Linked DNA regions of Homo sapiens: region 2 is linked to region 1. The links are chromatin contacts, found by Hi-C or POLR2A ChIA-PET in ENCODE. All regions are on one chromosome and are shown on one strand. Each heading gives the region's core, a stretch centred on a gene start or an enhancer-like site at or near the end of the contact. The rest is flanking DNA. Distances are from core to core; before and after follow the strand shown. Region 1 overlaps TSPAN18 (tetraspanin 18). Region 2 holds the start of CRY2 (cryptochrome circadian regulator 2).

What was found. Hi-C counts contacts between places; a loop is a spot of excess contacts on that map. ChIA-PET counts read pairs that join two places held with the same protein, here RNA polymerase II (POLR2A). Pooled maps may share reads with other maps.
Region 2: a pooled map shows a loop between it and region 1 (9-fold over the local background). The contact joins the promoter of CRY2 here to the enhancer-like site in region 1. A Hi-C loop is called at or near these places in 1 of 37 single-sample maps with no recorded cell type and 5 of 50 pooled maps. POLR2A ChIA-PET finds 5 or more read pairs at or near these places in 1 of 52 experiments (A673).

What each region holds. Positions count from the first base shown.
Region 1 is chr11:44,860,239-44,863,939 of GRCh38, reverse strand. TSPAN18 (tetraspanin 18) reads right to left here. Exons shown (of 10, transcript NM_130783.5): 3 at 3,471-3,612. Among named protein-coding and RNA genes, the nearest start is that of TP53I11, 89 kb to the left of the region's middle. RefSeq lists enhancers at 1,037-1,086, 1,187-1,814, 1,815-2,442. Within about 2 kb of position 1,524, at least 12 of the 41 ENCODE cell types and tissues checked have a DNase peak (open chromatin) inside an H3K27ac peak, as active enhancers do; they include A673, where a contact is called at or near this core.
Region 2 is chr11:45,846,040-45,849,590 of GRCh38, reverse strand. It overlaps CRY2 (cryptochrome circadian regulator 2), which reads right to left and starts at 2,116. Exons shown (of 12, transcript NM_021117.5): 1 at 1,886-2,116. The coding sequence starts at 2,100. RefSeq lists a silencer at 1,346-1,455 and enhancers at 1,404-1,925, 1,856-2,095, 2,456-2,505, 2,556-2,665.

The sequences.
Region 1 (3,701 bases), core at 275-2,774:
TATTAATATGATTGAAATATAAATAATAACAACACCAAATAGCATCAGTACTACACTGAATGCTGATCCCTGGCAGGTGCTCTGTTAAGCACTTTCTGTCATTCAAGTATTTCCTTCCATCTTCACACAGTCTTACGAGAAGTGACTATTACTATCTCTAACTTACTTATAAGAATACTGAGGCTGTACTGCTAGCAGAGCTCAGATCCGAACCCAGGTCTGACATGGAATACAATGTTTCAAGCGGAAGGAGCTTGACAAACTATAGGCCAGGAGGCTAAGGACATCAGTAGTGCAGCAGGGACCCAAGTCTCCCAACTTCCAGCCCAGGGTATGCCACTAGGGCAGCTGCTTGCAATGCTCTAAGTGAAAATGAGCCCTAAGCTCTGTAAAGTATCTCAGGAATGAGAGGATTAAGAACTCTTGGTCTTTGTGCAGCACCATCTCTTTGAAAGGGCCCTCCAAAACTCCCCTTCCCAGGGAAGAAGAGGACAAAAGGAAAAGGGAGGCGCTACTAAACTCCGTACCCAAGCTGTAGTTGAAAGCAGCCTTGAAGACAAGATGGCCCCAGGCCCAGCACGGCCAAGCCTGGAGGCCTGCGGGAAAGAAGGCTAACCGAGTTCATCTGGCTTCCTGCCTGGCACAGTCTTTCAAGCCTCAGGGTCCCACTGCCAGGCCTTTGCTCTCACTGTGTCTTCCTCCCGAATGTCCTTTCTAACGTCCGAAACTGGCCTATATCTAGGCACAGCTCACAGGCCTTGCATCCCCTGATTTTACACCACCACTGTGCAGCAGTAACATCTCCTTCTGGCCTCTGAACCCCCAAGCCTTCCTTTATATTTCAGCTCTGGACCCTCCCATTCTTTACCTTGGATGTCTTGACTTTGATCGTCTCCCTTAAAAATCTGGCCTCTGAGGTGCCTGTTGAGTGCATCTGAATGAATGACGAATGCCTGGGAAGTGGAGCTTGTATGATTCGTTTTATTAACAGGTGCACACTCCAGGAGCAGGTCTGCATACAGATCTCTCTAACAGCTGCCCTTCCTCCTCCCCAGGGCCATGACAAGTGGCACCTTACACCCTAAGTCCTAAAGGCTGAGAACCAAGTCATTCTGCTATTTCTGCTGCATCAGGCACAGGTGGGGGCTTTACAAAATGCTGTGGAAAGTAACTGACCGACATATCTACCAAGCCAGCCCAGTTATGGTTTAGCACTGTCTGAGACATCAGGCGAGGGGTTGGGGGCAAGACACCCAGAGGAGGGTCCTGCCCTCAGGAGATCTCCCAGAGGAGAGGTCAGGGAACCCTGAGGACAGGGACCTTTGGGCTTTGCTCACCCTCAATCCCCAGCATTTAAACAGCTCCTGGCACATGATAGGCACTCAACAGCCATTGGCTGAATAAATGAATTAACACTCATTGACCCAGAGGTGCTGAGCTCACCATATAAGGCAGGGTGGTGCTGAGCGCTGAGCTGGCTGCATGGTGAGTCAGAGCTTTGGAGCCCACAGGCGAGACACAGAGCGAGAGAGACTGGGGGAGGGCCAGGAGGTTTGTGGTTGACCAAAACCAAGCAAGGGGCAGCTGCCTGGGAGGCAGCATCACAAGCTGTGGTTTTCGGTATTTTTTCTGCAGAGGAATATTTGCTCAAATGAAATCACACATCGCACCCTAAATGTAGGACAGAGCTGCCGCGGCGGAGGGCAGCAGGGCTGCCAGGCTGGCCTGGCCACGTGTACCCTCGTGCCCCCAGAGACGGAGCTTCCACTCAACCAGTGCCCGTCCCCCTCTGCTCCCCTGTCCCTCTAAGGGGCTTCAGATAAGCAAGGCTGCGGTTGGTCTTCTGGGAAGGGGCCCATTTAGCGCAAAAAACCCTAAAGAGGCTCAAGAAACTCCCCTCAGCCATGAAGGAGTGGAGGTGGGGGGAAAAAGGAACAGGCCTTCCCGGCGAGTGGAGGTCTACTCAAGGCAGCCAGGCGCTGGGGTGGCTGAAATAGTGGGGCGGCCATCAGAGAGTGCAGGGACTCTTTATGAGAAAGACCTTCTGGAACAATCTTTTTGGAACGTGAAGTACCACTCTCAGATCCATCAGAGGCATGGGGGCTGTGTGTGTGTGTGTGTGTGTGTGTGTGTGTGTGTGTGTGTGAAATTTGGGCTTTCAGATACTAGATTCACTAAAAATGAGGCACTTAGAGAGAGGCCAACCCTGGTACCATAAATCACAGGAAGAATCCCAACTGGGACACATGCGACCACCTGGGTGCTTCATCGCCCCCGACTCCCAACATGACACCAGTAGGGAGAATCTGCTGCTTTGTCTGCCCAGCATTCCTTTCTCCTTTTTCTAAAAATAATGCTTGGATTTTCCCTTGCAAGTCCATCCCCTCTCATGCATTCAGGCTGACTTCCCCAACCCACGACACCTACCGACCTCACCACACCACCCCCAACCACCGACCCCCCGCCCAGCACCGACCGCCCCCACCCCAGCACCGACCAGTCCCCACAGCCCCGACCACCTCCCTCAGCACCACCCGCACCCCACCAACCCCCGCACCGACTGCCCCCCGACCAACTGACCCAGTCTGGCCAATCAGCATATCTTATCCTCCAGGTTTCAGTGATTGGGCAGAGGTGTCATGTGACCCAAGACCATCCAATAAGCCTTGACTTTGGGATTTTTGTTGGACCGCCTGGGAAAAAGAAGCTCTCCTTCCATTGGATTTGAAATGAGCAAGGCGTCAGTCTGGATCTGCAGGTGCCTGCCCTGCGGCCACATGGAGAGTGGCTACCGAGGACTGAAGCTCACAAGGAGGGAGGCAGAGGACACGGATGTGGTGAGATACGGTCCTAACAGCATCATTTGAGCCCTGGATTCAGCCCTGCCTGCCTTGAAACCAATAAATAGGCCCCAAATATATTATTTGGAATATATATATTTGGAATATATATTATTAGAAACCAATATATTAGAAACCAATTTTAAAAAGCTAATAAATGGCCTGTCTTGCTTAATCCAGTTTGAGTGTTGGCTCCCAAATGATGCAGCATCTGACCTCAGTTCAGCCTTTGCCCTCTCACCACCCACTGCAGCCAACCTTTACTTCTGACCCACCACTGGTTCTTGCTTACCTGGGCAACAGTTCCACCCTTCCCCAGTTGAGCTTGAGGGGCATGGGCCAGCAACCTGGTGGGCTAGCCTGCACCTCAGCCTTCTCAGCTGTCTGGCCCCTCCGAGGGTTATCTTCTTGGCTAATCTAGTGAGACCCCAGCAACCTTGGCTCAGATCCACTCACACTATCTGCACCCCTTACTATCCTGCCCACGGACCTTTGGTGTGATGGGAGAGACAGACACTGATGCATGAAAGAGAATGACAGGTGCCCTGCTGATGGTTACCCTTAGCAACAACAACAGCAACAACAAAAGTAGCAGAAATCCCCTTGCTGAATGAGCCTAACCTCTGTTACCTGGAGAGCCAGCGTTGAGATGTCTGCAAAAGGATTATGCTCGCGTCTCCAGAAATCAAATTCAAGGGGTTCCAGTTGCTTTGATGGTAGTGTTAGAAGCTCAGCTCACCTGAAGCTTGAGGGTGGTCCAGGAGATGCTCACCTGTGAGAGGGAAGCAGAAGCAGCCGTGATTACCTGCCCGAGCTGCGGTCTCTTCTTTCTGTTTGAAAGGCTCTCCTGGCCCTGCAGGA
Region 2 (3,551 bases), core at 867-3,366, 990 kb before region 1:
TAAAGACCCTTATGGGATTCCAATGCACAGCAGCCAAGATTGAGAACCACTGCTCTAGTCTGTCCCCTTATCTTATGTTTCTCATGGCACTTCGTTTCACTAAATTATGGTTGTTTGTTGGTAAAATGTAGGCTCCAGGAGTTCTGGAGCACAGACACATCTGCTTATTCACTGCTGTATCCCTAGCAACATCTAGAGCAGTACCTGGCAGATATTAGGCACTTATTAAGTGATCAATTAATATCTGCATTCTTACACAGCCTCTGACTTCAGGATTTGACTCAGGCATCTGAGCCACATTCCTTTTCTTCTTCACTAGATTGATAGCACGATCACAAAATGATGACCCACAAAAATCCATAAACACCTGGTTCCTAGCAAACTGGAGTTTAATCAACAGGAATTTTATTGTTGATTTTTAATCTTCCCTATCAAAAAAGAGTAGGCAGTACTATGCAATGTCCCCCAAAACCCAATAAAAGAAGAAACTCTGTGACAATGTAACAAGAAGGTAGTCGGATTCCATTTGCCTGGCTCCGACTGGTGCAGGGCAAAGTCTGAGGCTTGGCTTAATGTGCACACTAGGGATGGTCATTTGATGATGCTTGTCAAACCCAACCTCCTATCTGTAGAAAACTGGAGCAGAGACAGAGCAATAAGGCAGCCTGAAAACTGTGGGCAGGCTCTCCACAGGACTCCTTAGTTGTTCCTTCTGGGCAGGAGGGGACACTGAACAGGCCCACTGCTAGCAGCACTCACTCTCTTAGCAGGGCACACACCTTGGAGAGAAAAGAATGGTGTGCCGAGAGCCACGGTATCCTGGAAATAACCCTGTCCATCGATGCAACAAGGCCACAAGCAAACATTCCCCAGAACAATGCAAACAAACCGAGCGACTGCCACTAGGTGTTCTGAAGAGCGATGGGTACATTATGTCTCAAAACTCTTTAGTTTGAATACTGTTTACAGTGAAAATACACTAACGACCTGTTCATCTTTTTCCATGATCATGTCGACTCCATCTCCTGGGGGGTCATCAGAGGGGCCCTTGATATCATGGCTTTCCTGCTCCCTAACCTTACCACAACAGTTCATAAAAGTCTCATCTCTAATGGCTCTACTGTCCTCTAAAATCATGACAAGAGGATGACGGGGTGACACTTTGGATTCTTTTAAATTTTTCTATCGAGGTCAAAGCTCCAGAGCAGGGCTTAAAACATTTTGGAGAATCCCCTGGATTCTCTGGAGCTTTGAACATAAAGCGACTCCACCTGAAGACGCCTTTGGCTTCTTTATTTATAATATAGGGGAGAAGACCTTATTTAATGCTAAGCCAGGGTCACTTGACACCCCTAGAGGCAGGACGGTCTGGGTGCAGGGTAGCCAGGATGGGTGGTAGGGCGGATTCAAACGAGCCAGAGGCTTCGGAGTGATCTCCCCGAGCCCAGCAACGGGCTCTTGAAGAATGCGAGCAAAAACCCGTCCCGCCCTCACACTACGTTATCTCCCTTCCGCCCCTCCCTGAGTAGACCGTAAGAGCCCTAGACCAGGAGCCCCTGTTCTGCCACTCACTGGCTACAAGTCCTTGGGCAGGTCGACTTTGGGTCTCCAGGGCTCAAGGGTCTCATCTGTACAACGGGGATCATGATCTCCGTTCCACAGGCAGTTGTGAGGCTCAAAGGGGTAACAGTGCGAACGCGCTTTGTCAGAGGCTGAACCCTGGCCCACCGGCGCGTTAGGACCATGACGAATTACTTCCCCGGTCTCGGCTTCTCCCCTCTGGCCTTCCAGCCGTGGCGGGGTTGGGGGGATCGTGCTGTTCGCCGGTCACCCCAGGGTCAGGGTCCTGGCTGCGTCCCCGCCACCCAGCCCCGGGTCCCCTCACCTCCATCGGTTGATCCCGACTGAGGAGGAGGCCGCGAACCACGGGTCGAGAATGTAAACGCAGCGCACGCAGCGCGCCCCGCGCACGGCCGCCAGCAACGCCGGGTTGTCGTGGAGTCGCAGCCCTTTGCGGAACCAGTGCACCGAAGAGGCGCTGTCCGTGCCGGGCGCTGGCGCCGGGGCCACAGCTGCCGCCGTCGCCACAGTCGCCGCCATGACTGTCCAGACTGCTCCAGCCACCCCCGCTCCGCCCCGGTAGGCGACGTGGACCCCGCCCATAGCCCGCCCAGTGACCTATGACGCCGCAACTCCACCCTTAGTCCCCGCCCACAGGGCCCCAGAGCCCCTCTGCCATTGGCTGAGTGCCTTCCACCTGGCGATTGGCCCAGAGGCGCCGGAACAGGCCCGCCCCCTCACGTTCCTACCATGTGTGGGTCCGCCCGGGTGGAGCTGGCATGCGGACAAGTGACGCAGGCTGGGGCTGTCCGCAGGCTGGGGCTGTCCGCGGAGTGCCGGGAGTAGGCCAAGTCTCAAGGGACAGCGGATCTCTTACCCACGTCCTGTTCAGGGCCTGCTTCTAGAAGAAGCTGCCTGGGCTGGTAGGGGTTGCTGTGACTACAGCCAGTGACTTGCAAGACTGACAGCTGACCTTCCTATTATCACCAACATCGTCACCATCACCATCTACATCATTCTACTACAGCTGCCATTTATTAAGTGCACTTTATATGGCAAGAGACATGATCATCTCCTTACGTAGACGGTCTCATTTACTATTCTCAACTCAGCCCAGTTACATTCATTTAGCGAACCCCAGTGAAAAAGCTGCTGTTGTTTTCGTTTCACAGATGAAGAAAACGGAGGGTGCCGCAGGTTGAGTGACTTATTCAATATCATAAAGCTGCTAAGAGGATTTCACCCAGATTATTCTGATTTCGAAATTTCTGCTTTTATCCACGAAGCTATACTTCTCTTTGTGCGAAGATCCTTGGTAATTCCAAGTGGCAGAGTCTAAGGACGGGGAAGGAGTGCCCTAATATGCAGCAGTAGAGGATTTGGGAGTAAGGACTGGGAATGTGGGGGACTTGAATTGAGATAGTAATTATGCCATCAGATGAATTTATTTTCTTTTAGTCTGTTTAGTAGATCCAGTGTGTGCAAAGCACTGTACTGGATTCCGGGTAGGGTTCAGAGATGTGGAGGACACTGTCCCCATTCTTCTGGGACGCCAGGTGGAACCCTCTTGGGCTAAGACGGCTTAGTCAAGCTGCAGCTTTGGGGTTATCAGGTGGAAAACAGTCTGTTTCAACTTGACCCTAGGTTGAGCCCATGCTTGGAACCCTTCCTGGACCTGGGACAGAGTGATGAAAGCATTTAGTAATTTAGTCTGCAATTTAGTGGCATTAATTGGCACCACTCTCTAAACCAGTGTCACTGCAATCCTAGGCATTCTCTGTCATTTCCAGGGCTTTTCACGAGCTGTTCCAGCAGTCTAGATCACACTCCCTCTTCCATCTTTGTTTCTAACTCCAGTTTGCTCTGTATCATTGTTCAGTATAGATGTCACCTTCTTGCTGTCTGATCCCAACCTGAATAGTGCCCCATCTTATTCTGTGCTTCTTTTTGGTCACTTGTCTTGGCACACAATACTGAAATTTCTTGCTTAA